Linked DNA regions of Homo sapiens: all the other regions are linked to region 3. Evidence: chromatin loops called from intact Hi-C (ENCODE). Cell type or tissue: heart right ventricle. All regions are shown on one strand. Region 1 holds the start of DHX58 (DExH-box helicase 58). Region 2 holds the start of HAP1 (huntingtin associated protein 1). Region 3 overlaps ODAD4 (outer dynein arm docking complex subunit 4).

Evidence for each region. Hi-C counts contacts between places; a loop is a spot of excess contacts. Peaks named below come from ENCODE experiments on the same cell type or tissue, not always from the same donor. Only the 100,000 strongest peaks of a DNase experiment are listed, where the experiment ranks them.
Region 1: a loop joins it to region 3, with 17 times the contacts of the local background. A loop is called at or near these places in 102 of 110 quality-filtered maps.
Region 2: it touches region 3 in a loop (2.5-fold over the local background); 25 of 110 quality-filtered maps call a loop at or near these places.

Annotation. Positions count from the first base shown.
Region 1 is chr17:42,112,400-42,120,399 of GRCh38, reverse strand. DHX58 (DExH-box helicase 58) reads left to right here and starts at 7,686. Exons shown (of 14, transcript NM_024119.3): 1 at 7,686-7,795. It overlaps KAT2A (lysine acetyltransferase 2A), which reads left to right. Exons shown (of 18, transcript NM_021078.3): 3 at 30-175; 4 at 281-370; 5 at 682-863; 6 at 964-1,155; 7 at 1,997-2,103; 8 at 2,383-2,493; 9 at 2,586-2,722; 10 at 2,804-3,012; 11 at 3,239-3,365; 12 at 4,567-4,677; 13 at 5,365-5,508; 14 at 5,796-5,910; 15 at 6,006-6,042; 16 at 6,118-6,181; 2 more. The coding sequence ends at 6,751. RefSeq lists enhancers at 4,041-4,360, 4,084-4,619, 7,319-7,838. In heart right ventricle, CTCF peaks have their summits at 1,633 (motif pointing left), 3,296, 3,497 (motif pointing right) and 7,751; DNase peaks (open chromatin) are centred at 3,499, 7,669 and 7,959; H3K4me3 peaks cover 800 bases; H3K27ac peaks cover 1,411 bases.
Region 2 is chr17:41,733,394-41,741,393 of GRCh38, reverse strand. HAP1 (huntingtin associated protein 1) reads left to right here and starts at 6,751. Exons shown (of 11, transcript NM_177977.3): 1 at 6,751-7,228. The coding sequence starts at 6,760. RefSeq lists an enhancer at 7,320-7,862. In heart right ventricle, a CTCF peak has its summit at 3,224 (motif pointing left); a DNase peak (open chromatin) is centred at 3,223; H3K4me3 peaks cover 1,334 bases; H3K27me3 peaks cover 4,713 bases.
Region 3 is chr17:41,958,397-41,966,396 of GRCh38, reverse strand. It overlaps ODAD4 (outer dynein arm docking complex subunit 4), which reads right to left. Exons shown (of 12, transcript NM_031421.5): 11 at 4,931-5,015; 12 at 1-1,404. The coding sequence ends at 914. Among named protein-coding and RNA genes, the nearest start is that of CNP, 4.4 kb to the left of the region's middle. RefSeq lists enhancers at 230-329, 5,033-5,638, 5,639-6,244, 6,245-6,850, 6,851-7,458 and a silencer at 3,162-3,311. In heart right ventricle, CTCF peaks have their summits at 3,242 (motif pointing left) and 6,537 (motif pointing right); DNase peaks (open chromatin) are centred at 152, 294 and 3,276; H3K4me3 peaks cover 887 bases; H3K27ac peaks cover 1,852 bases.

The DNA of each region.
Region 1 (8,000 bases), 150 kb before region 3:
TTTTCCTAACTCTGCCATCTGTCTTGCAGCTGACCACGTATCCCACTTGGAGAATGTGTCAGAGGATGAGATAAACCGACTGCTGGGGATGGTGGTGGATGTGGAGAATCTCTTCATGTCTGTTCACAAGGAAGAGGACACAGACACCAAGCAGGTCTATTTCTACCTCTTCAAGGTGAGCTTCCACTAAAGGAGGGTGTGAGTGAAGGAGGTGGGGCCTTGAGGGGTTGTCTGCAGCTCTGCCCCCCTCCCCTCTATGCCCCCTTCCTCTTCTCTCTAGCTACTGCGGAAATGCATCCTGCAGATGACCCGGCCTGTGGTGGAGGGGTCCCTGGGCAGCCCTCCATTTGAGAAACCTAATATTGAGCAGGTGAGATAGGGGAATTGGAGATAGCGGATAGGAGAATTGGGGACAGCTTGGAGGAGTGGGGAGCCTGTGTTCTCCATTCTCCTCAAGCTGAGAACACTGGGGAGGTTCAGAGAAGGAAGGGTGTTTTGTGCTAACCTCAGGGTGGGCATGGTGGTAGGGAGGGGGCAGAGCTTTTCTATAGAGAGCACCCGAGAGAGAGAGGAGAAGGAGAACCTTGTCCCTGGCCAGGGAGCATCTTCCTTTGTCTAAGAAGGCCCTGCGGGCTGCTCACACCTCATTCCTGGTTTTATCCCCCACCCACCCCTTCTCAGGGTGTGCTGAACTTTGTGCAGTACAAGTTTAGTCACCTGGCTCCCCGGGAGCGGCAGACGATGTTCGAGCTCTCAAAGATGTTCTTGCTCTGCCTTAACTACTGGAAGCTTGAGACACCTGCCCAGTTTCGGCAGAGGTCTCAGGCTGAGGACGTGGCTACCTACAAGGTCAATTACACCAGGTAGGCCCAGCCAGGGGCAGCTTCGGGGGAGGCTTGCAGGCCCAGCCTGGGTTCAGTGGTTTCCGCCCTCACCTGTCTCCCCCTCGACCCCCTACTCCAGATGGCTCTGTTACTGCCACGTGCCCCAGAGCTGTGATAGCCTCCCCCGCTACGAAACCACTCATGTCTTTGGGCGAAGCCTTCTCCGGTCCATTTTCACCGTTACCCGCCGGCAGCTGCTGGAAAAGTTCCGAGTGGAGAAGGACAAATTGGTGCCCGAGAAGAGGACCCTCATCCTCACTCACTTCCCCAAGTAAGGCTCCTTCTGGCCTACCAGGATTTGGCCCCAAGTTCACATCCTCCCTGTTGTCCCCTTTTTTCCAGGAAGGCTTCCTGGATTGGTCCCTCCTCTCCCTCCATGGGCCTTTTGGGATCTGGGCGTCTACCTGGCAGACTTGCCCATGGCCCAGAAGCAACTTGCTAGTACTAGTCTGGGGATGGCAGGTACATAGCCCAAGCTAACGCTGCCCCCACCCGACCCTACGCCCCAGTAGATGTTACTAATTGTTTCCCATGGGGGCCTGGACACAGCCTCAGACTCCTTCCCTGCACAACTCTCCAAGAAACCAGACCTTAAGCTTGAAGTGAAACCAATTTCTACTCCTGTTCTGGTCTTTTCTGTACCATTTTCTTCTGTTCGGCCACACCTTTTAAAATCTAGGCCATAACTCCCCTGTTCAAAAAACCCTGACTGACTAATCCTGGCTCTCTAGTGCCCCCTGCCATCAGGTGGGAACAAGAGATGGCAAGGTGGGGTGGAGTCTGAGCCCATTTTGATACTGAGGGCAGTGAGGGGGCTCAGGGTGACAAGGTGCCCTGCCTGGCCACACAGCACAGGATGACATCAGCTCAGACCTGTCTCCCTGTGCCACACAGCGTGGTGAAACTGAGCCTGTTTGATCTCTGTCCTGGATGTGTCCTGTCCTCTTACCTTCAATTGGAGGCTCCCAGAAGACAGGGGCTGTCCCCTCTCTCAGGTCCCCAGTTCCCTAAGAGCAGGGTCTGTCTCTGACCAGCCTCCAGTCCCTCTGCTGCCTGGCCCAGGCTGCACCCTGGAGAACAGAGTTGTGGGACAGACTGTGTCCTCCCTACAGATTCCTGTCCATGCTGGAGGAGGAGATCTATGGGGCAAACTCTCCAATCTGGGAGTCAGGCTTCACCATGCCACCCTCAGAGGGGACACAGCTGGTTCCCCGGCCAGGTATGTGCCATGGTACGCTCTGTAGGGTGTCTGGCCTGCCTGGCTGAGCTAAGCCTCCTGGGTGGAAGAGAGCTCACCTGGGCCGGAGGCCCTGGATCCCACTGAGGGACCTGCCACCGGCTTCAGCCCCCCCAGTCCCTGCCTTCTCTCTCTCTCTCCTCAGCTTCAGCACCCCCGTCCCTGACTCTCTCTCTCCTCAGCTTCAGCCCCCGTCCCTGACTTCTCTCTCTCTCTCCTCAGCTTCAGCCCCCCATCCCTGACGTCTCTCTCTCTCCTCAGCTTCAGTCAGTGCAGCGGTTGTTCCCAGCACCCCCATCTTCAGCCCCAGCATGGGTGGGGGCAGCAACAGCTCCCTGAGTCTGGATTCTGCAGGGGCCGAGCCTATGCCAGGTGGATACTTGACCCCTGACCTCTGACCCTCATTCACTCCTTCCCAAACCTTTTTTACTGATCCTGAGCAACCTTGCCTGCCTCCCCAATAGGCGAGAAGAGGACGCTCCCAGAGAACCTGACCCTGGAGGATGCCAAGCGGCTCCGTGTGATGGGTGACATCCCCATGGAGCTGGTCAATGAGGTCATGCTGACCATCACTGACCCTGCTGCCATGCTGGGGCCTGAGGTGGGCAGCCCGACCTGCTGACCAGTTGGGGGACCCCCACCAACCTGAGACCCCGGCTCACCACCCCTCTTCTGTGCCCAGACGAGCCTGCTTTCGGCCAATGCGGCCCGGGATGAGACAGCCCGCCTGGAGGAGCGCCGCGGCATCATCGAGTTCCATGTCATCGGCAACTCACTGACGCCCAAGGCCAACCGGCGGGTGTTGCTGTGGCTCGTGGGGCTGCAGAATGTCTTTTCCCACCAGCTGCCGCGCATGCCTAAGGAGTATATCGCCCGCCTCGTCTTTGACCCGTGCGTCCCCCAGAGAGCCCCTCCCCCAGGGCAGCACACCCAGTTCCCTTCCTCCTCGGCCTCTTCACTCCTCAAAATTGGGGATCCCCTGCTCCCCACTTCTGAGGTTCATCCTTTGAGCATTCTTACTTCTCACTGCCCAACCCTGACTACAGCTCAGACTTCCAGGGCTCTGGGGACCTGAAGGGGACAGTCAGGGGCTATGACATGCCCCCCTCTCTCTTAGGAAGCACAAGACTCTGGCCTTGATCAAGGATGGGCGGGTCATCGGTGGCATCTGCTTCCGCATGTTTCCCACCCAGGGCTTCACGGAGATTGTCTTCTGTGCTGTCACCTCGAATGAGCAGGTCAAGGTGAGCGCGGCTCCCCGGCCCCAGCCCCAGTCCACGGCCCACTCCTGAGTTTGGGCCAGTTCGGAGCAGCAGGATGTGTGGCATGCAGCAGCCCGTTGCTCTTCTCTTAGTTAGCGGCCCGTTCCTCACATCCCCACAAGGTGGCAGCCGTACTTTGATAACTGTGGATTAGGAAACCACCTGTTGACAGACGGAGCCCAAGCAGCAGCCACACTTTGGTGGACCTGTGGACTTGGGTTTTCTGCATCACAAGAACATTTACATACATGGGGGAATTAATTACTTTACTTTTTATTTTTTATTTATTTTTTTGAAAGAGGGTCTCTCTCACCCAGGCCGCAGTGCAGAGGCATGATCAGGGCTCACTGCAGCCTCAACCTCCCAGGTTCAAGTGATACTCCTGCCTCGGCCTCCCAAGTAGCTGGGACCACAGGCATGCACCACTACGTCTGGCTAACTTTTGTATTTTAGTAGAGACAGGGTTTCACCATGTTGCAGGGTTTCACCCAGGCTGGTCTCTAACTCCTGACCTTAAGTGATTCACCCACCTCGGCCTCCCAAAGTGCTGGGATTACAGGCATGAGCCACCGCGCCCAGCCAAACTAATCATTATTACAGTAGCCCTATGCTGATAGTTTTGGCTTCTGTCCTTTGTTACAACAGACCCACTCGTAGGGTCTCTGGCTCTGTGTGTCGCATACCTCAGATCTGTGTGGTGCCTCATTGGCCCTGACGTGTGGGAGGCATTGCTCCTGCTGCTCAGACCTCTGGTGACTCCCTCTCCCGCTTCTCCCAACTCTGAGGCCCAGGGACTGGGAATCAGTGGCCTGTGTTGGGTTTGGACCCGGCCCTGCCACGGCTGGCAGCCTGACCTTGAACACATTTCCTAACGTAGCTGAGTTTCGGTTTTCTCTTCTGTAAAATAAAGGTGGTAATACTCGCCTCTGGGGTTAATTTGAGAATCGGTCTGTAAAACAGGAAGCACTGCACCTAGCCCAGAGTGAGCTTAGAAAGCCCGCACCCTTCACTTTCTCCCCATAAGCTCCCCTTCCTCTGTCAGCTGCCTTTCTTCCTCTTTGCCTGGATGCTCTCGCTCTCTCTACCTCCTTTCCAATCTACCCGCTCTTCTCTGGTCTCTGAGACCTCTCCAGCACCAGGCCCATCCTCAGCTCCTGGTGAGTCCTGCTTCCCTCCCCCGCAGGGTTATGGGACCCACCTGATGAACCACCTGAAGGAGTATCACATCAAGCACAACATTCTCTACTTCCTCACCTACGCCGACGAGTACGCCATCGGCTACTTCAAAAAGCAGGTGACCCGTAGCCTCGTCCCACACCGGTCCTTTGCCTGGAGGCTGGGGTAATTCTGTCCAGCCCCTCTGTGGATGGAGTAGGAGTCCCTTTGCGTCCCCTACTTCACCTGACACCTGCCAGGAGAGTCTCCATGCCTATCTTCTTTCCTCTGCTGCCATTGCCCCAGGGGAGAATGAGGGCCTGTGGGGCCAGTAGAGCAGGCCGGAGGAACTGGGGGTCAGTAGAGCATCCTGGAGGAACTAGGGGGCCAGTAAAGCAGGCCGGAGGAACTGGGGGGGGCACTAGAGCAGGCTGGAGGAACTGGGGGGCTAGTAGAGCAGGCTGGAGGAACTGGGGGGCCAGTAGAGCAAGCTGGAGGAACTGGGGGCCAAGAGCAGGCTGGAGGAACTGGGGGGCCAGTAGAGGAGGCTGGAGGAACTGGGGGGCCAGTAGAGGAGGCTAGAGGAACTGGGGGGCCAGTAGAGCAGGCTGGAGGAACTGGGGGACTCTTCGGGATGAGTCAGGAGTGGGCAGCTGACCTGGGACCTTTCCAGGGACAGTTTGAACCCTCACAGTGCCCCAGGAGGAGGTTCAGGAGCAGGAGGTGGCAAGTGGCACGTGCTACTCCTCTGGTGCTCCCAGGTGAGGGACGACAGAAGTTGGGAAATACTTATGGATGGACTGGGTCATGACCATCCACCCCCCAGGGTTTCTCCAAGGACATCAAGGTGCCCAAGAGCCGCTACCTGGGCTACATCAAGGACTACGAGGGAGCGACGCTGATGGAGTGTGAGCTGAATCCCCGCATCCCCTACACGGAGCTGTCCCACATCATCAAGAAGCAGAAAGAGGTGGTGTGCACACATGCGCATCTGTGGGATTTTTCATGAATGGGCATGCAGAGGGCGAGCACACGTGTGTAGACCTGTTCTACGTCTACATGCATATATGTGTGTGAGTGAGGAGGGGCAGGCCAGGATCTTGGCTCTTGCTCTGCTCCCTTGGGGAAGTTATGAGGGGAGGTGCTGGATTAGGTGGCGTTGCAGCTGGGTGGGTGCAGCCAGTGGCTCCGACTGTGGCCCTGGGAGGGGTTGTTGTTGGGGCTGGAGTTGGCCCCTCAGTCCCTTCCTTCCCTCAGATCATCAAGAAGCTGATTGAGCGCAAACAGGCCCAGATCCGCAAGGTCTACCCGGGGCTCAGCTGCTTCAAGGAGGGCGTGAGGCAGATCCCTGTGGAGAGCGTTCCTGGCATTCGTAAGCAGGGGTCTCAGTTGCAGGGTAGTGGGGGCACGATGCTTGGGGTGTGGACTGGCATTCTTAGAGACATTCTCCCACTTCCCACTTTGCAGGAGAGACAGGCTGGAAGCCATTGGGGAAGGAGAAGGGGTGAGTGTCAAAGGAGCCGGGTTGGGGGTGGGGCAGAGGGACTTGGAGCCTCAGACTTGGTGTCTCTCGCCCCAGGAAGGAGCTGAAGGACCCCGACCAGCTCTACACAACCCTCAAAAACCTGCTGGCCCAAATCAAGGTGGGGAGACCAGGTTTCCTTTCCAGGGCCCCTGCACCAATGGCTGTGGCCTCTTGATGCAGTGTGGGGTGGGTAGTGGTCTCGGGCTGGCGTGGGCGCAGCAGGGCTGTCCCCAGCCCGGCTCTTCTCTCCAGTCTCACCCCAGTGCCTGGCCCTTCATGGAGCCTGTGAAGAAGTCGGAGGCCCCTGACTACTACGAGGTCATCCGCTTCCCCATTGGTGAGGACCTTCCATTCCATCCCCTTCCCTCCTCTTCTGTCCCCACACCTGCTCCTGCCCTCACTGCGCCCTGCAGCCCCAGGGGGCCCACCCTGGTGGACAGCCCTGCCGTGGTCTTCAGCCTCTTAAAGCTGTGCTCCGTCTCCTGCTGCCCCAGACCTGAAGACCATGACTGAGCGGCTGCGAAGCCGCTACTACGTGACCCGGAAGCTCTTTGTGGCCGACCTGCAGCGGGTCATCGCCAACTGTCGCGAGTACAACCCCCCGGACAGCGAGTACTGCCGCTGTGCCAGCGCCCTGGAGAAGTTCTTCTACTTCAAGCTCAAGGAGGGAGGCCTCATTGACAAGTAGGCCCATCTTTGGGCCGCAGCCCTGACCTGGAATGTCTCCACCTCGGATTCTGATCTGATCCTTAGGGGGTGCCCTGGCCCCACGGACCCGACTCAGCTTGAGACACTCCAGCCAAGGGTCCTCCGGACCCGATCCTGCAGCTCTTTCTGGACCTTCAGGCACCCCCAAGCGTGCAGCTCTGTCCCAGCCTTCACTGTGTGTGAGAGGTCTCCTGGGTTGGGGCCCAGCCCCTCTAGAGTAGCTGGTGGCCAGGGATGAACCTTGCCCAGCCGTGGTGGCCCCCAGGCCTGGTCCCCAAGAGCTTTGGAGGCTTGGATTCCTGGGCCTGGCCCAGGTGGCTGTTTCCCTGAGGACCAGAACTGCTCATTTTAGCTTGAGTGATGGCTTCAGGGGTTGGAAGTTCAGCCCAAACTGAAGGGGGCCATGCCTTGTCCAGCACTGTTCTGTCAGTCTCCCCCAGGGGTGGGGGGTATGGGGACCATTCATTCCCTGGCATTAATCCCTTAGAGGGAATAATAAAGCTTTTTATTTCTCTGTGTGATTGTTTCTTTGGTGTAGTCCCAGCCTTAGCAGGCTCACCTTGGCCCCCAGGGACCTCTTGCAAACTGGAGGCTGCTCTCCCCAGCAAGCCTCAGGCCTGGTCCTGTGCTCCTGGGGTGATGGGTCCTACCTGCCTGCAGCCCCCCACCTCTCCCTCCTCCAGGCTGCTCCTGATCCAGATGCCAGGGCAGCAGGGGTCAGAACCTCCTGCCTTCACCTTAACCTGGGTGGATGTGGTTACAACTGACTGCAGAAGGGCCAGAGCGTAGAGGATCCTGTAGCACTGAAAGAGTGCTTCCCTGTTAGCACACGTGGTTCTTTTTCTTGGGGCAGGGATAGGAGATTCGTAAGTCGGCTCAGCTGGCTCCTCCCCTCAGTTTCAGTTTCCATTTCTGATTTCTGCTCTCTGCGCTGAGCACAGCGGCACCAGGCTGAGCTAAGCAGGGCCGCCTTGGGCAGGCCTACGTGGTGGTGCAGGCGAGACCCAGGCTGGGCAAGGCGCAGGTGTAGCCTGTGTTACTCCCACCCCCCCCCACCCCCACCTTTTGGCCACAGCAGGCTTCTGATGAGTTTTGAGGGTGTCCCCCCCCCCACCTCCCTCAAGTGGGGTGGAGTCCTGGGCAAAGGGAGGTCTCTGTACCGACTGCTCTGGCCAGGAGTTGGGATGAGTGGAGGGCCCAGTGGGTCTGAGTCCCCTGCCATTCCCAGA
Region 2 (8,000 bases), 230 kb after region 3:
CAAAGTGCTGGATTACAGGTGTGAGCCACCGCGCCCGGCCAGGAGTCCAGGTTTATGGTGAAAACTCAGTCTTTCTTATTTTGAAGACTGGAACCAGTCAGGATGATTCTGTTATTTCGGATTTATGTCAGAGTACAAGTGTTTCCCTCTGAGCCCATCAAGCATGGGCCAAGGCAGGCTCAGATACTAAAAGCTGGGCACAGAAGCCCTTCTTGCTTTTGCCCCAGTGTGTGGAAGGCTGAGGTAGAGGGAAGCACATTGGATCTGGGAGGCAGGGACCCAGATCCAGCCAGGTTAGATCAGGGGAGGCTCCCAAGACTGGGTGGCGTCTGAGCTGAGGCTTGAAGAAGGAAGAGCGGACATAGCGTCTGCAAAAGGCACTTGGTATTTGTCCTTCCTTTATCTCCATCCTCTGGCAGGATTCCTCCAGAGGCCATGGGGCAGATGCCCACGGTGGGCATCTAATTTATAAGACCTAACAGTTGGCTCATAAGTAGTATTATGTGGAAGCAAACCCAGTGAGCACAGGCACCCCTGGGTACGGGAGAGGGAGGGTCGCCCAGCTTCTTCTCTGAACTGGGAGGCCGTGGACAGCACATGGGCTGTTGGTAAGACAAGCCTTTGTGATCTTCCCTCCCTGATACTTCCTGGCTGTGTGGCCTTGGATAAGTTGCTTGACCTCTCTGGGCTTCTGTTTTTCATCTATAACACAGCAGTATTTTTTTCCTTCCAGTGATGATAAAATGAAATATATCCAAAATCCATACGGCACCTAGTCAGGTCTCAGTGAATGTGTATTTATTCCTCTGTCTCTATCCCCAATCCCACAAATTGTCCCTGGAAGGGCTCAGAGCCTGGACATGGACGCAGGGATGAGAGGGAATTGCTGACTCTGGGGACAGAGGTCAGGGAGCGAAGGGCTCCTTGGTGTTATCCCTGAGCCTGGAGGTAGCTCAGGGAGGCCAAAGGGCCAGAACATCCTTCTAGGCTCGCCACCACCTGGTATTGCCTGTCCAGCAGGCTGGACGCAGCTGACGGTCCTGCCCTCCTCACAGAGGGTGCTGTGGTCCCCCCACTCCCAGCTGCTTCCCGTGGAGCTTCCCAGGTCAGGGCACTGCCGACCTGCTGGACCCAGCTCCATATCAGGCCAGCCCAGGCCTCCTGCTCTGGTCCCTGGGGAAAGGAGCGGGGCTGGGCTGAGGGCTCTAGGGAAGAAGTGGGCACCTGGCTGTGCCAAGGCTCACTCCCTGGGGATCTGTGGCTCACATCCTGGCCGGTCTCCATCCTCTCCCACAGGTGCCCCTGGAGGGTTCCTGGTGGCGCTCACCTGTGCCAGGGGATGTGGAGCCCTGGTTTGGGAGTCCAGAGTCCTAGGATCTCACCCTTACCGGAAGTCACTTCCCCAGGGCGATTACCACTCCCACCATCCATACCCAGAGAATCCACTGATGTGTTCATTCAACAAATATTTATTGGATGCCTCATTAGAGTCCTGAGAATACAAAAGTGAGCAAAACAGATACTGCTCTCATTGTTACTAAATAGATCATCTTGTCAATGACATCATCTTACCCTGTGAGCGGACAGAGTCGGGAGAGAATGCCAGGGGAGGGGAGGACACAGAGAGGCCTGATCTGGCACAGGATACCTAACACAGGTGAGCCCCACCAGGGAGGGCTTCTCAGAGGAGGAGTCAGACATCAGAACCAAGAGCAGGAGTGAGCCTGTGTGGGAGGCGGGGCCTTCCTCCAGGATAGGAGCCCCCAGGTGGGGAAGAACTTCAGAGTGGGGGTCAGTACTCTCCACCTGAGGTCCCAGCCACCTCAGCCCCTTGCCCTCGTCCCCGGCACTTGCTCTCTGTCCTTTCTCTCCTTGCCTCTCTCCCTTTCGGTCCTGGCCAGCAGCGGGGCCATGGAAGACAGCAGGCAGAGGGCTCAGACCCCCAGCTGCCCCCAGCACCTCGTTACCTCCTTGTTCCAGGCCAGAGGGGCTCAGTGGCCCAGGAGTTGGGCTGGGCTCTTTAAGAAGAGGAGAAAAGTTAAAGGGAGCCAGGTGTGGTGGCTCATGCCTATAATCCCAGCACTTTGGGAGGCCGAGGCTAGATGGATCACTTGAGGTCCGGAGTTCAAGACCAACCTGGGCAAAATGGTGAAACCCCGTCTCTACTAAAAATACAAAAATTAGATGGGTATGGTGGCATGTGCCTGTAGTCCCAGCTACTCGGGAGGCTAAGGCAGGAGAATTGCTTGAACCCAGGAGGCGGAGGCTGCAGTGAGCTGAGATCATGCCACTGATCTCCAGCCTGGGCGACAGAGTGAGACTCCCTCTCAAAAAAACAAAAAGAAAAGTTAAAGGGGAACCTCTGAGGGCCTAGGCCCTCAAGTCCCCCATTCTCTGCTGATGTAAGGAGGGACTGTACCTGGGTTCTGGGGTGGGGGTGAGGGCTATGGCGGCCACTGCCTGGTTCTGGAGGGGAAGGCCTGGATCAGAGATGGGGGAGGGCCCCCGAAAGGCCTGCAGGAGACAGCAGGACTGCGGCGGGGGTGAGGAGGTCTCCCCTGTTCCTAGTTCAGGGTGCCCCTCCACCCTGCTCCCCTGCAGAAAGTAACCCCGGTGCCTGTCCCCCCCAGGTCCCTGGCACCGACCCTTAGGGGCTCTTTCTATTACCTACCCTGTTCCAGGTGTTTTTTTTCCCAGGGTCAGGCCAGGGGAGGGGGCAGGAGGAGGGGCCTGAGCCACCTGTGTGCTGCCCAGGGCTGGGCACTGGAGTGAATGTGCCCCAGGTTCAGGGGGTGTGCACAATTAGGTGGTGGGTGGTCTGGCTTTGCAGCCTGGCAAGTCTTCTGCACCCTCCCATCCTCTTTCGGATCCAGGAGGGTCCATGGATGCACACTGGGAGGGAGGACAGGAGGCCAAGGGTCTTTGCTGTGTCTGATTTCTCCCCCTAGATGAGAAGCAGGAGAGGGAGGGGGTGGTTGACAGAGGAAAACCACTTGAGAGGCCTGGATCAGAGACTACCCCCAGTCTCCTGGACAGCCCTAGGCTGTCGAAAGGCAGATATCTGTCAGCCAGGCCAAAATGCTTACTTCCAGAATGACGGGCCCTGAGCCCTGGTTTCTCCATTTGTAAAATGGAGTCTCTGTCCCTACTCCACTTTCTGTGGGGCGACTGAGCCTGTAGGTGAGGAAGCCACGTGGGGAGGTATACGGGCTGACACTGCCCTCTGGTGGCCGTAGCCAGAGTTGCTGGCTGCCAGTGCGCTGACCTAGAGGGTGTGGTCAGCTGGGGGAGCTTTCAGGGTCTCCTAACTTCATCTCTGTCTTCTCCATCCCACTGCCTCTGCCTTCTTCCCCGTCAAACTCTCCAGGGGTTTCCCAGGGCTTCTTCCTCATGGGGCCAGAAACAATTTAATTCAGCAGGAGTGTAATAGGCTTCTTCTGTATGCCCTGTTCTGTGCTTGGTGGTTGGGGCTGCAGAGATGTCCAAGGCACAGAGAGACAGTCCAGGAAGCTGGGCTGTGGGAGGACCACTCGGCAGAGCCTATGGAGCTGTAGCCTCACGGAAGCCTGGGCTGTGCCGATGCCCGAACAGCCACCTCCTTATGTTCTTCAACCTCACTGTCGTAGCAAACCCTGGGGTTGTGTGTCTCCTTCAAGCTTTCTGCTGACAAAGAAACCATAGGAAACATGCAGACTTTGGGCTGGGCACAGTGGCTCACGCCTGTAATCCCAGCACTTTGGGAGACCAAGGGGGAGGCGGATCACGTGAGGTCGGGAGTTCGAGACCAGCCTAACCAACATGGAGAAACCCCGTCTCTACTAAAAAGACAAAAGTAGCCGGATGTGGTGACGCATGTTATTGGGGAGGCTGAGGCAGAGGCAGGAGAATTGCTTGAACACGGGAGGTGGAGGATGTGGTGAGCCGAGATCGTGCCATTGCACTCCAGCCTGGGGCAACAAGAGCGAAACTCCGTCTCAAAAAAAGAAAAAAAAAAGAAAGAAAGAAAGAAAGAAAATAAAACATGCAGACTTTGAACAAGGAGGAGAACGGTTATGTTATGAAAGTTCCTCCATTTCCAGAAGTATTCTGGGAGATAAGCTCTCTTTTCTGCACCTGTTTTCTCCTCCCTGAGGGAACATTTCCATCAGCATGTAAACATATTGTCCTCTCTCCCATCTTCAAAACACACTCCCCAGCACTCATGTCCTCCTTCAGCTCCTGTGCCCTTTTCCAGCTCTCCTTTGTTGCAGATTTCTTCAATACAGTTTTCTATACTGTCTCCCTTCCTTCCTTCCTTCCTTCCTTCCTTCCTTCCTTCCTTCCTTCCTCCCTCCCTCCCTCCCTCCCGCCTTCCTTCCTTCCTTCCGACAGGGTCTTGCTCTGTCACCCAGGCTGGAGTGCAGCCTCGACCTGTGCTCAGGTGATCCTCCCACCTCAGCCCCTGAAGTAGTACAGGTATGCACCACCATGCCCAGCTATGTTTTTTTTTTTGAGACGGAGTTTCGCTCTTGTTGCCCAGGTTGGAGTGCAATGGCGCAATCTCGGCTCACTGCAACCTCCGCCTCCCGGGTTCAAGCGATTCTCCTGAGTACCTGGGATTACAGGCACCCGTCACCATGCTCAACTAATTTTTTGTATTTTTAGTAGAGACGGGGTTTCACTATGTTGGCCAGGCTGGTATCAAAATCCTGACCTCAGGCGATCCACCCGCCTAGGCTTCCCAAAGTGCTGGGATTACAGGTGTGAGTCACTGCGCCCGGCCAATTCTTGTATTTTTTTGTAGCGAAAGGGTTTTGCCATGTTGCCCAGGTTGGCCTCAAATTCCTGGGCTCAAGCAATTCACCCTCCTAAGCCTCCCAAAGTGCTGGGATTATAGGTGTGAGCCACAGCGCCTAGCCTTCTTTCTGTTTTCATTTTGTTACCTCTCGTTATTTCCTCACTCCTCTTTGGTCTCTCTCACCCCCTCTACCAAGACCGCTCTTTTTTTTTTTTTTTTTTTTTTTGAGACAAGTCTTGCTCTGTTGCCCAGGCTGGAGTGCAGTGGTGCAATCTCGGCTCACTGAAACTTCTGCCTCCTGGGTTCAAGCAATTCCCCTGCCTCAGCCTTCCAAGTAGCTGGGCTTACAGGCTTGTTCCACCACACCGAGCTAATTTTTGTATTTTAGTAGAGATGGGGTTTCACTATGTTGGCTGGGTTGGTCTCAAACTCCTGACCTCAGGTGATCCACCTGCCTTGGCTTCCCAGAGTGCTAGGATTACAGGTGTGAGCCACTGTGCCTGGCCCCGCAAGACCGCTCTTGCCGAGGCCATGACCCCAGCTCACCAAGGTTGCCCATGACCCCAGTTTGCCAAGCTGAGTCTCTGTCCTCAGTCTTTGCCTGGCCCAACAGCACCACCCAACACAGGTGGCCACTCTCTACATGAAACATTTTCTTTACTTTCTAGGACCCAACTTTCCTGGTTTTCCTCTACTTCACTGCCCCACTCATCCCAGTCTTCCTTTGATGCCTCCTCTTCTTCTTTCTGCCCTCTGAATCCTAGGGGGTTAGTCCTGGGCGCTCTTACCTGTCTTCTCTCAGTCTCTTGGGGATCTCACCAGTCTCATAGCTTTAAATGGTCATCAAAGAACAATGACTCCTACATTTAAATCTCCAGCCCGGTCTCTCCCCTACATTCAGATTTATACATCTAATTGTCTACCCAACATTTCCAGTAGGATACTTAAAAAAAAAGTATTCTATTTATTTATTTATTTTGAGGGGTAGGCTCGCTCTGTAGCCCCAGCTGGAGTGCATTGGCACAATTTCGGTTCACTGCAACCTCTACCTTCCAGGTTCAAGCAATTCTCCTGCCTCAGCCTCTTGAGTAGCTGGGACTACAGGCACACGCCACCATGCTTGGCTAATTTTTGTATTTTTAGTAGAGACAGGGTTTCACCAGGTGGCCAGGCTTGTCTGGAACTCCTGACCTCAGGTGATTCGCCTGCCCCGGCCTCCCAAAGTGCTGGGATTACAGGCGTGAGCCACTGCGCCCGGCTACAGGGAGACTTTTAAGAGGCGTCTCCCAAGGAGAACAGGGGTTCGCCAGCATGGCAAGAGGAGGGCAAAGCGAACTAGGGTTGGAGGTGAAGAACAGTTAATCCAATCAAATGGAAGACGTCGAGTGGCGCGAGCACTGGGGTGTGAGCGCGAGGGTCAGGGTTGCAGCGCCAGGCAGGGTTGCAGCGCCAGGCAGGGTTGCAGCGCCAGGCAGGGTTGCAGCGCCAGGCAGGGTTGCAGCACGTTGGAAGCGCACTGGAGTTTGGAATGTCTCTCCCAGTCAACCGGGAAAGACGCAGCGCTGCCCTAATGCACTGGCCACCCCAGACCGTATGCACAACGTTGGGTTGGCAGCTTCTACACCAGGGAAGGCACCCGAAACCCCGGCGCGGCAGCTGGGGAGGGGCTGCCCCCAGCCAGGGACCCGCGAGTGCTGGGGCAGCCGCGGCTTTGGGCAGAACCATTCTCCGGAGATGGAGAGGGCAGAAAAAATCTTTCGCTCCCATCCCAACTCGGAGCCATCCGGAACTTGCACTCGCCCTTCTTGCCCTGCTTTTCTTACTGTGCTCTGTTCCGTCACCACTAGCTCCCCTCCCGCGCGGCTCTGAGTCCCGCTTGCCACTAGTTGCTTCTCGGCAGCCCCCACCCCTACGCGTGGTCCGGCCCGGCGGCTGGCGCAGGTTATAAAGGTCCCGCCGCAGCAGCGGACGGCAGACTCGAGATGCGCCCGAAGAGGTTGGGCCGGTGCTGCGCGGGGAGCCGGCTCGGACCCGGGGACCCAGCAGCACTCACCTGTGCACCTTCGCCCTCAGCCAGTCCCGCTCCGGAGCCCTCTGCGCAGCCGCAGGCACGGGGCACTGGACAGAGAGTAGGATCCCGAGCCACCTCTGGATCCCAGTTCCTCTCGGAAGCCCGCACCGGAGCTCGCCCGGCCTCGGAGGCTGGAGCCAAGGCAGGAGCCCGGCGCCCGTCCGCATTCTCGGCCATCCAAGGGGATGTCCGGTCTATGCCCGACAATTCGGACGCGCCGTGGACCCGCTTCGTATTCCAAGGGCCGTTTGGTTCCCGGGCCACTGGCCGGGGGACTGGAAAGGCAGCGGGCATCTGGAAGACGCCAGCCGCCTACGTTGGCCGGCGACCCGGGGTGTCCGGCCCTGAGCGCGCCGCCTTTATTCGGGAGCTGGAGGAAGGTAAATCGGGCCCCCGGGGTCCTGGACCGGGTGGGGACTGGGGCAACTCCAGGGAGGAAGTGGCCCCATCGGGTCCAGGCACCCCGCCCCCTCTAGCACTCAGTGTCACCCGTCCACCACCCCCGCGATGTCACTGCGGTGTCTGTCTGGTCGCCCCTTCTCCATCTCCTCCTCTGCTCTTGTCCCCTGGTTTGTGCCCGTGAGTCAGGTTCTGGGGCCTGCACGCTCGCCCACCCACCTCCACGCGCCTCTTGCTGCGGCAGATCTGCACCCCTTCAGCGCCCCTCTCCTGGGTCTACCGCAGTGCCAGGAGAGGGGCGGGGGGCTGCGGGAGGGCGCTGTCCCGCGCGCTCTGAGTCTGCGCTGGCCGACCGGGCTTGCGTGCGATGGAGGGGTGGGTGGGCGGGCGGAGGGGGAAGTTTTGCCCACTTTTTGGTTGCGGGTATGGGGGCAAAGTCGCGCTCTTTTCCTGCCCCTTGTCTCTCCTATCCTCCTGCGGGTCGGGGGAGATCTCTGGATTGGGCCTAGAGGCTCGAGTGTCTCCTAATCTGGTGAAGTCTTCCTCCTGTCCTCTGCACACGCAACAGGTGCAGGGTGAGTGGCTGCGTCTGTTTGTATGACCCAGGAGACTCCATTGCACTGCCTCCTGGGTAGGGGGTGATGAGCCAGTCTGAGGCTGTACTTCCCCTGGCTGTCTCCATTCTAGGCGCCAGGGACCCAGGTGTCCGGAGAGCCCAGTTTCTGAGCCTGGAGGACTGTGACCCCCTTACCT
Region 3 (8,000 bases):
TGCAATTTGCTGGCATTCCGGTAAACTCTGCATCTGAAATGCCTCACTGGCCTCATTCGTCCAGGCCCTGTGCCAGCCGAAAGTCAGTCTCAGCCCCGACCTTTCCTTCTAGGAGCTGTGGAGACAGACCAGGATGGCAATGGCCAAAGGGACAGATGAGTAACGGAGTGAAATCCTAACATCCTCTGAGGCCAGATCCTCAGCTGCCACCTCCTCTGTGAAACCACTGAGAGCTCCGTTGGATTTTTGAGTTTCCTGTCCAAGTGCTGTGCTAAGCACTCAGTCCTCGCAGCAACCCCTGAGGCAGGTATCCCATTGTTCAGAGGAGAAGCCAGCTTGGAGAGCCTGATTTACCTGATTATGCCACCCAGAGGTGTCAGAGGCGGAGTCTGTCTGCCCTCCCGACTCCCAGGCCACTCCCCTATCTTTGGCCTCACTCCCAGCATTCGCTTGGTTCTGGCTTGCGGCATTCTCCTACCTGTGACAGCTGGGGCCGCCCCACCACTGTTCCATCCATAAAGCCTCCCCGCTGTCCTGCGCACTGGAGGGACTCAGTCAGTCACCGGTGTGTGGGAAGCACCTCTCCTCCCAGGCCTTCCCCTCTCCTCCCTGTGACTTCTTGTTCCCTGTAGCGCCCGTATCTTCACCCTCCTGAAACCCTTTCTTCTTGGCACCTTTCTCATTTCTTCCACGATGCTCTTCCAAGAATGGGCAGGGGTGAAGAGGCAAAGTGACAGACTCAGGGTTTGCAAGAGTGAAAGACACCTATTTAATGGCAAAATAGTGATGGAAAGCAGCAGAAGTAAAACCCTCATTTTTCCTATAACAGACAAATCGCTTGAAAATCCAGTTTAATAAAATCCCATGATCCCTCTGAACACCAGCTTCCTGATCCTCATCTCTACCGATGGCTTCATTCATATTCCTTTTCCATCTCATTTCCTGTTTTTTTCGTTTCTCCTATTTCTCCAAATTGTGTTTTTCCCAGTTCTTCTGGCTCTCTTCTGCCCACTTCTGAAAGTTTCTTTAGTTCTTCTGGTTCCTGTCTGCTGAATTCTCCTGAGAGTCTTTGCTCTAATTCTCCCGAAGGCCTCCTATAAATTTCTCTTGACTCTCTTCTGCCAGCTTCTAGTAGCTTCCTGCCTGTTTCTCCTGATCTTGTGCCTAATTCTCCTGACAGGCCCTTGGCAACTGCTCCCAAATCGCTTCTGGCTTTTCCTGCTTCCACACTCTGCTTTCCGCTTGCTGGGCTCTGCAGAGCTTCCCCAAAAGCCTCATCGTCCTCATCTGTCTCTTTCTCATCCTCACTATGGTCCCACTGCTTCACCACCTTCTCGGGCTCATCTCTCACTCTCCTCATGTCCTTCTCTCTTGTTATTATTCTATCTTCATACAGTGAAGCTTCTGAAAAATAAGAGAAAAGCGGGAAGAAAGATAAAAGTTTGTTCATGTCAGGCCGGGTGCGGTGGCTCACGCCTGTAATCTCAGCACTTTGGGAGGCTGAGGCAGGCAGATCCCTTGAGGCCAGGAGTTCCAGACCAGCCTGGGCGACACAGTGAGACCCTGTCTGTACTAAAAATACAAAAATTAGCCAGGCGTGGTGGTTGGCGCCTGTAGTCCCAGCTACCCGGAGGCTGAGGCAGAAGAATCGCTTGAGCCCAGGAGGTTGGGGCTGTGATGAGCCAAAATCCAGCCACTGCACTGCAGCCTGGGTGACAGAGCAAGACCCGTCTCCAAAAAAGAAAGAAGAAAAAAAAGAAAGAAACTGTTCATCTCTGTGGAGGCCTGTGCTTTTGAGAGGCCGATGAGAGAAAGGCCCTGAGAATGACTGTTTTTGCCAGCTCTTTAAATTGGTGTTGACAGCACACCTTTCCAAAAGCAGAGAAAGGGAACCATCATTGACTGAGCCCAGCTCCGTCCTGTGCATCACGTGAGGGCTGTATAGCTTATCCCATCCAGACATCATGAAAATGCGCACTGCCGTTGATTTGAGTTTGCAGTCAAGGGACCTGAGATCGATAGAAAAGAAATCACACGGCCGGGCGGCATGGCTCACGCCTGTAATCCCAGCACTTTGGGAGGCCGAGGCAGGTGGATCACCTGAGGTCAGGAGTTTGAGACCAGCCTGGCCAACAAGGTGAAACCCCGTCTCTACTAAAAATACAAAAATAAGCTGGGCATGGTGGCAGGCGCCTGTAATCCCAGCTACTTGGGAGGCTGAGGCAGGAGAATCGCTTGAACCCAGGAGGCGGAGGTTGCAGTGAGCCAAGATTGTGCCATTGTACTCCAGCCTGGGCAACAAGAGCAAAACTCCATCTCAAAAAAAAAAAAAATTAACCGGGAGTGGTGGCACAAGACTGTAGTCCCAGCTACTCAGGAGGCTGAGGCAGGAGAATCACTTGAACCTAGGAGGCGGAGGTTGTAGTGAGCCGAGATCGCGCCACTGCACTCCAGACTGGGTAACAGAGGGGAGACTCCATTTCAAAAAAAAAAAAAGGCACAGTGGCTCATGCCTGTAATCCCAGCACTTTGGGAGGCTGAGATGGAGGTTGCAGTGAGCTGAGATCGCGCCACTGCACTCCAGACTGGGTAACAGAGGGGAGACTCCATTTCAAAAAAAAAAAGGCACAGTGGCTCATGCCTGTAATCCCAGCACTTTGGGAGGCTGAGATGGAGGTTGCAGTGAGCTGAGATTGCACCACTGCATTCCAGCCTGGATGACAGAACAAGACTCCGTTTCAAAAAAAAAAAAAAAGAAAGAAAAGAAATCACACAATGGTCACACTGCAAGTGTGCAAGTGAGACAGAATTTGAACCCAGGACAGTCTGACCCCAGAACACCTCTTTTCCCTGCAAGAAATAGCATAGGTGCTGGAAAATGACAGAAGGATTTTCTCCAGCATCTTCATTCTGACACTTTCTCTTTGTCCCTGGGAAGCACATTCATTATTTGTTGGGAGGTTTCCTATGAAAATATAGAAAAAACATAAGGAAAAAGATAGGTTTCCTATAAAGATATACGCTGCTAACAAAAAGTTCAGCTGAAGAGTTATTTTACAAGCAAAGGGATCCTTGCTCCTAAATTTTTTTTTTTATCAGTTATGGAGAAAAGTTACATCCCCTTCTGCGTCTCCCTTACATTCTCCTCCTGGAAACCACTAGTTACTGAGGTATCTGCAGAGGGTCTCAGGTCTCAGGGGGTCACAGCCCTTTGGTGGTGAAAACAGATGCAATGCTGCCACCTGCTGTTCTGAGAGGGACGTGCCCGGCAGTTCTCCAGGCACAAGGACGCAGGCCAGGGTAGGGAGACTGGGGTGTTGGCTGCTTCCCCGCAGAGTCTCTCTCCACAGCTGTTGCTCCTGTGGCTTCTCAGAGCAGCTCAAAGGGCATGTGGGGGCGGAGACAGAGCCCCTCTGAGGGGGTCCAGCCACCACAGAGCAGGTGCTGGATAATAAAGGGCTGTCATCTGGCTGCTCAGGTGCCCAGAAACCTCCCGCTGCCCTGCCTGGACCAGAAAGGATTTCAGCCTTGCAGCCTGGAGGGCTGCAGCCAAGAATCTGCATTGGGCTCTGTCCTCCCGGACCTCCAGCCCCAGCTCTGTTCACTGCAGTCTGGCTGGAGTGAGAGCTCCACAGACTGGGGCAGGAAAAGGCTGTCTGTGTCACTAGAAACAGTGTGGCACGGGCCGACGCGTGGGTTCTAGAGCAGACTGCCCAAGACTGAAAACCACTGTAGCCTCTAACCCCTCTGCCTCCATGTCCTCCATAAAGTCAAGCTAATAACACTTCCTTCATAGTGTTCCTGAACAGATACAGATAGGATGAGTCCGTGCACACAGTCTTTGAAAGAATGCCTGGCCTGCGGGAAGCATGAATGGGGGTCGGCTACTGCGCTTAACACCCCTGTTCCTCTAGGCCCCTCTCCAGTGGGGTAGGGCTGCTCAGCCATCTTCTGCTTCTCCTTCCCTCACTCCCTCCCTGCAGGAAAGGAGAGCCCAAAGGCAGGGGGCCAAAGGCCTGTTTACTCCCTGGAGACCTTGTGAGAAAGAATGTGGTAAGGCACAGCTGTCAGGCAGCCTCTGCACCTTATGCCCCTCTGCACCTGCCCATCACACTGCTGGCCCGAGAGCAGCGCCGCAGGTGGGGAGAGTGGGGCCCCGAGTCACCCCTCCCTAGCTACATGACTCTGGCAGAGCACTCACCTCACTCAGCCTCCCTTTCCCCCCACAGCACCTACACCTCCTAGTGGGGTAAAGACCCAACAAGATCACTCCTGTCTGGTGCTTAACCCAGTGCCTAGCACACAGTAAGAGCCCCCAAAGTGTAGCTACTGTTATTCTGTCTCTGTGCCTCTGGCCCTGCTGTTCCCTGCTGGAAAAATGCCTTTCTTCTCCCACTTCTCTCCTGGAAAACTCCTGGGCATCTTTTGGAGTTGGAGGTAGAAGATTTTTCCTCGTCGAAGCCTCCTCTGCCTCCCCAGAGGAGCCCACGCCCCGTTGCATGCACCCTCATGGCAGCACACCTCCACCTCGGTGTAGCACCTGTGTGCAGGATCCCAGCAGCTGACAACTCCACTGGTCAGCCTTGCCCAAAGGGCCATGGGCTCCTCCAGGGCAGGGATGGGCCTCTCTCCCCAGAATCTAACACCTTCCAGGTACATGACAAGTGCTCACCATATACTTGATGAATCAATTGAAGAGAGAAATGAGTGCGCTCTGGGGCCAGACAGTCCAGCCCATGGTGGGCTGAATCCTCACCCTCTACTGCCCCAGAGATAGGCTAGGGCTGCTGGTGGCACTGAAATTAGAATGCACGATGGGCAGTGCCAAGCCCCCAGATTGGGGAGCTGCTGTCGCATGTGTCTCGGACTAGAGGAAAAGAAAGCAGAGGGAGAATGCTGAAGTTGCCTTTTCAGAGTTTCAGGAACTCACCTCCCTCGCTTTTTTCTTTGAGATTCTCCACGTAGTTGGTTTTCCTCAGTTCTCTGATGATACCCTTGTTGGCATCGTCCAAGGCCTGTGGATGGTAGAGGGAGCTTAGCCCCTGTGTTTGGCACCTACACCATTAATTTTCCCCACCCAGATCAATCCCAGAAGGCAGGGCTCTGGTGGGAACCTGCCACCCTTGGTTTCCCTCTGGCCCCTCCAATGACCCCTACCCTCAGGTTAATCTACACTTACTGACTCAGAATGATCCACACAAATTGTGTCTGGGAGATACATGACTGCGAGTCAGTCAAATGCATTTCTCTTTGGCTTAGGCATGTATTGGGAGTTGTGTCTATCTACTCATTTCTACCTTTAGATGAACTACCTAAAGCTGCTTTTGGCTTCAGTCAATGCAAAAAGACAATCCAAACCTGCAAGCACTCAGCAAGGCAGCACTGAAAAGACCCAGAAACACACCAAGGGGACAGGCTGGGGGCTGGCCTGCCTTCAGAAGGGCCTTCCAGAATGTCTGCAGTTTCCCCAACTCGAGTGCATGATCCACAGGGGCCTGGAGCCCCTGTGAGCCTCTGGAGGGCAGGTCTTGCCTTCTTGCTCATAGCAGGCCCGTGGCTGGCACTGACAGAACACCAGCTACACATGGTAGTGTCTACTGAGCAGCTCCGGGGCCTGGATGCACTCTCTTGTGGTGTTGGTCTGCCCACCCCCCACCTCCCTCCCACTGTGAGCCTTCCTACCTGGAGTTGCCAATCCAGGAGGGTGAGGGGTCGGGGGCCTGGTCCCATGAGGAGTCAGTGAGGGTCACAGGTACCTTCTCTCTGCCCCTAACCCTTCAAACTACTGCCTAGCCTTCAAGGTGACCTCAGATCCTCCTTGTTGGAAAGCCTCCAGCTCTGCCTCCCAGCTGGGGCTCTCTCACTCTGAATTCCCCTAGTCCCCTATGGCACTGGTCATGAACCAGGGTTTGTGCTTTGTTTTTTGTTTGTTTGTTTGTTTTTTTTTTTGAGACAGAGTCTCGCTCTATCATGCATGCTGGAGTGCAGTGGCACGATCTCAGCTCACTGCAAGCTCCGCCTCCTGGGTTCACGCCATTCTCCTGCCTCAGCCTCCTGAGTAACTGTTTTTTTGTTTGTTTGTTTTTTCTTTTTAAGAGACAGGGTCTTGCTATGATGCCCAGGCTGGTCTAGAACTCTTGGACCCAAGTGATCCTCCTGCCCTCAGCCTCCCAAAGTGCTGGGATGACAGGTGTGAGCCACTGTGTCTGGCCTTTCGTTGTAATCTTCTTGTGGGCTAGGACAATGGCCGCACACATTTGAGCTTGGCAGCCTGGAGCCAATCTACACTCGGCGAATATTTCCTGAACTGAACGGCCATGCTGTCTGTCTGCAGGGCGATCACATGGAAGTATGTGGCGCATGGTACATCTGGCAGGGCTGCAGTGAGGTGGGTGCTCTTCGCCTGGAAGCCAGAGCTGGGGACATGGCATTTATGACGAGGACGACAACATGCTAGGCCTGGGCTTCCCTGGGCCGTATGGTGGCAGAGGATAGACTGCGCCTGCTGGGGTCTTTTGGGTATGATTTCTCCGCCATGAGAGGGCAGTGTTAGCCTTACCACAGTCCTCACAAACAGCTCACCATGAACCTGCCTCCCAAAAAACAGAGGTGATCAGATCACTTCTCTGCTGTCCACAGCCCTTCAAGTCCAGGCTGGTGTGCTGACTGTCTGGGGCTCTGTCACCACCATCCCCCGCCACCGGGAACCCCCCAGCTCTGGGACCCAGGCCAGGATCTCTCTTCTGCCGGCCACCAGCCCTCAGCGCCGACCTCCCACGTCTTCAGTGCACTTGCCCCTCCTCGGCCTGGCCAGCTCTGCTATCCTTGTCCTTCAGAGCACAGCATGAGGTCTTCCTCCCACTGGGAGTGTCCTGAGCCTTCACTTCTCAGGGTCCCTGCTCTCTTTGCCCAGTGCCTGCAGACCCCAGGCTGGTCCCTGAGGCCATGCCCCTTTGCTGCCCACAAGTTATGCAATCTGGCTTCTTTCAATGATGGCATAAGCTCCCCAAGGACAGGGGCCCCGTTTACTTCACTCCAGCAGATACTTCCTGGGGTCCAGCTGCGTGCCAGTGGTGCTCTGGAATTTGGCTGTGGGAAGGGCTTAAGGAAGCTGTCTGGTCAGAAGCAGGAGGAAGAGGCCTGGGTGAGTGTGCACCTGTGAAGTTGGTGTGCAGACTTTACTAAGCTTGTGCGTCCACCTGGATGCACTGGGAGTGGGTGGGGTGGGGGAGCCCAGAGCACCTCCAAGTTTCTCCCCTGGTCTCTGCCTCCTGACACAGTCTAGGCCAGCACTATTCAACAGAAATTTCTGTGACAATGGGAATATTCTAGATCTGTATTATGTAGCACCCATAGGCCACATGTAGCTTTTTTTTTTTTTTTGAGACGGAGTCTCGCTCTGTCGCCCAGGCTGGAGTGCAGTGGCGTGATCTTGGCTCACTGCAACCTCCATCTCTCAGGTTCAAGCAATTCTCCTGCTTCAGCCTCCCGAGTAGCTGGGACTACAGGAGTGTGCCATCACACCTGGCTAATTTTTTGTATTTTTAGTAGAGACAATGTTGGCCAGGATGGTCTCAATCTCCTGACCTCGTGATCCACCCGCCTCGGCCTCCCAAAGTGTTCGGATTACAGGTGTGAGCCACCGCACCCGGCCTCACATGTGGCTATAATGACTTGAAATGTGGCTAGTGTGACTGAGAATTTTACATTTTATTTACTTTTTTTTTTTTTTTTTTGAGATGGAGTTTCGCTCTGTTGCCTAGGCTGGAGTGCAATGGCATGATCTTGGCTCATGCAACCTCCACCTCCCGGGTTCAAGCGATTCTCCTGCCTCAGCCTCCCAAGTAGCTGGGACTACAGGTGTGTGCCACCATACCCGGCTAATTGTTTGTATTTTTAATAGAGATGGGGTTTCACCATGTTGGCCAGGCTGGTCTCAAACTCCTGACCTCAGGTGATCCATCCATCTCGGCCTCCTAAAGTGCTGGGATTACAGGCAT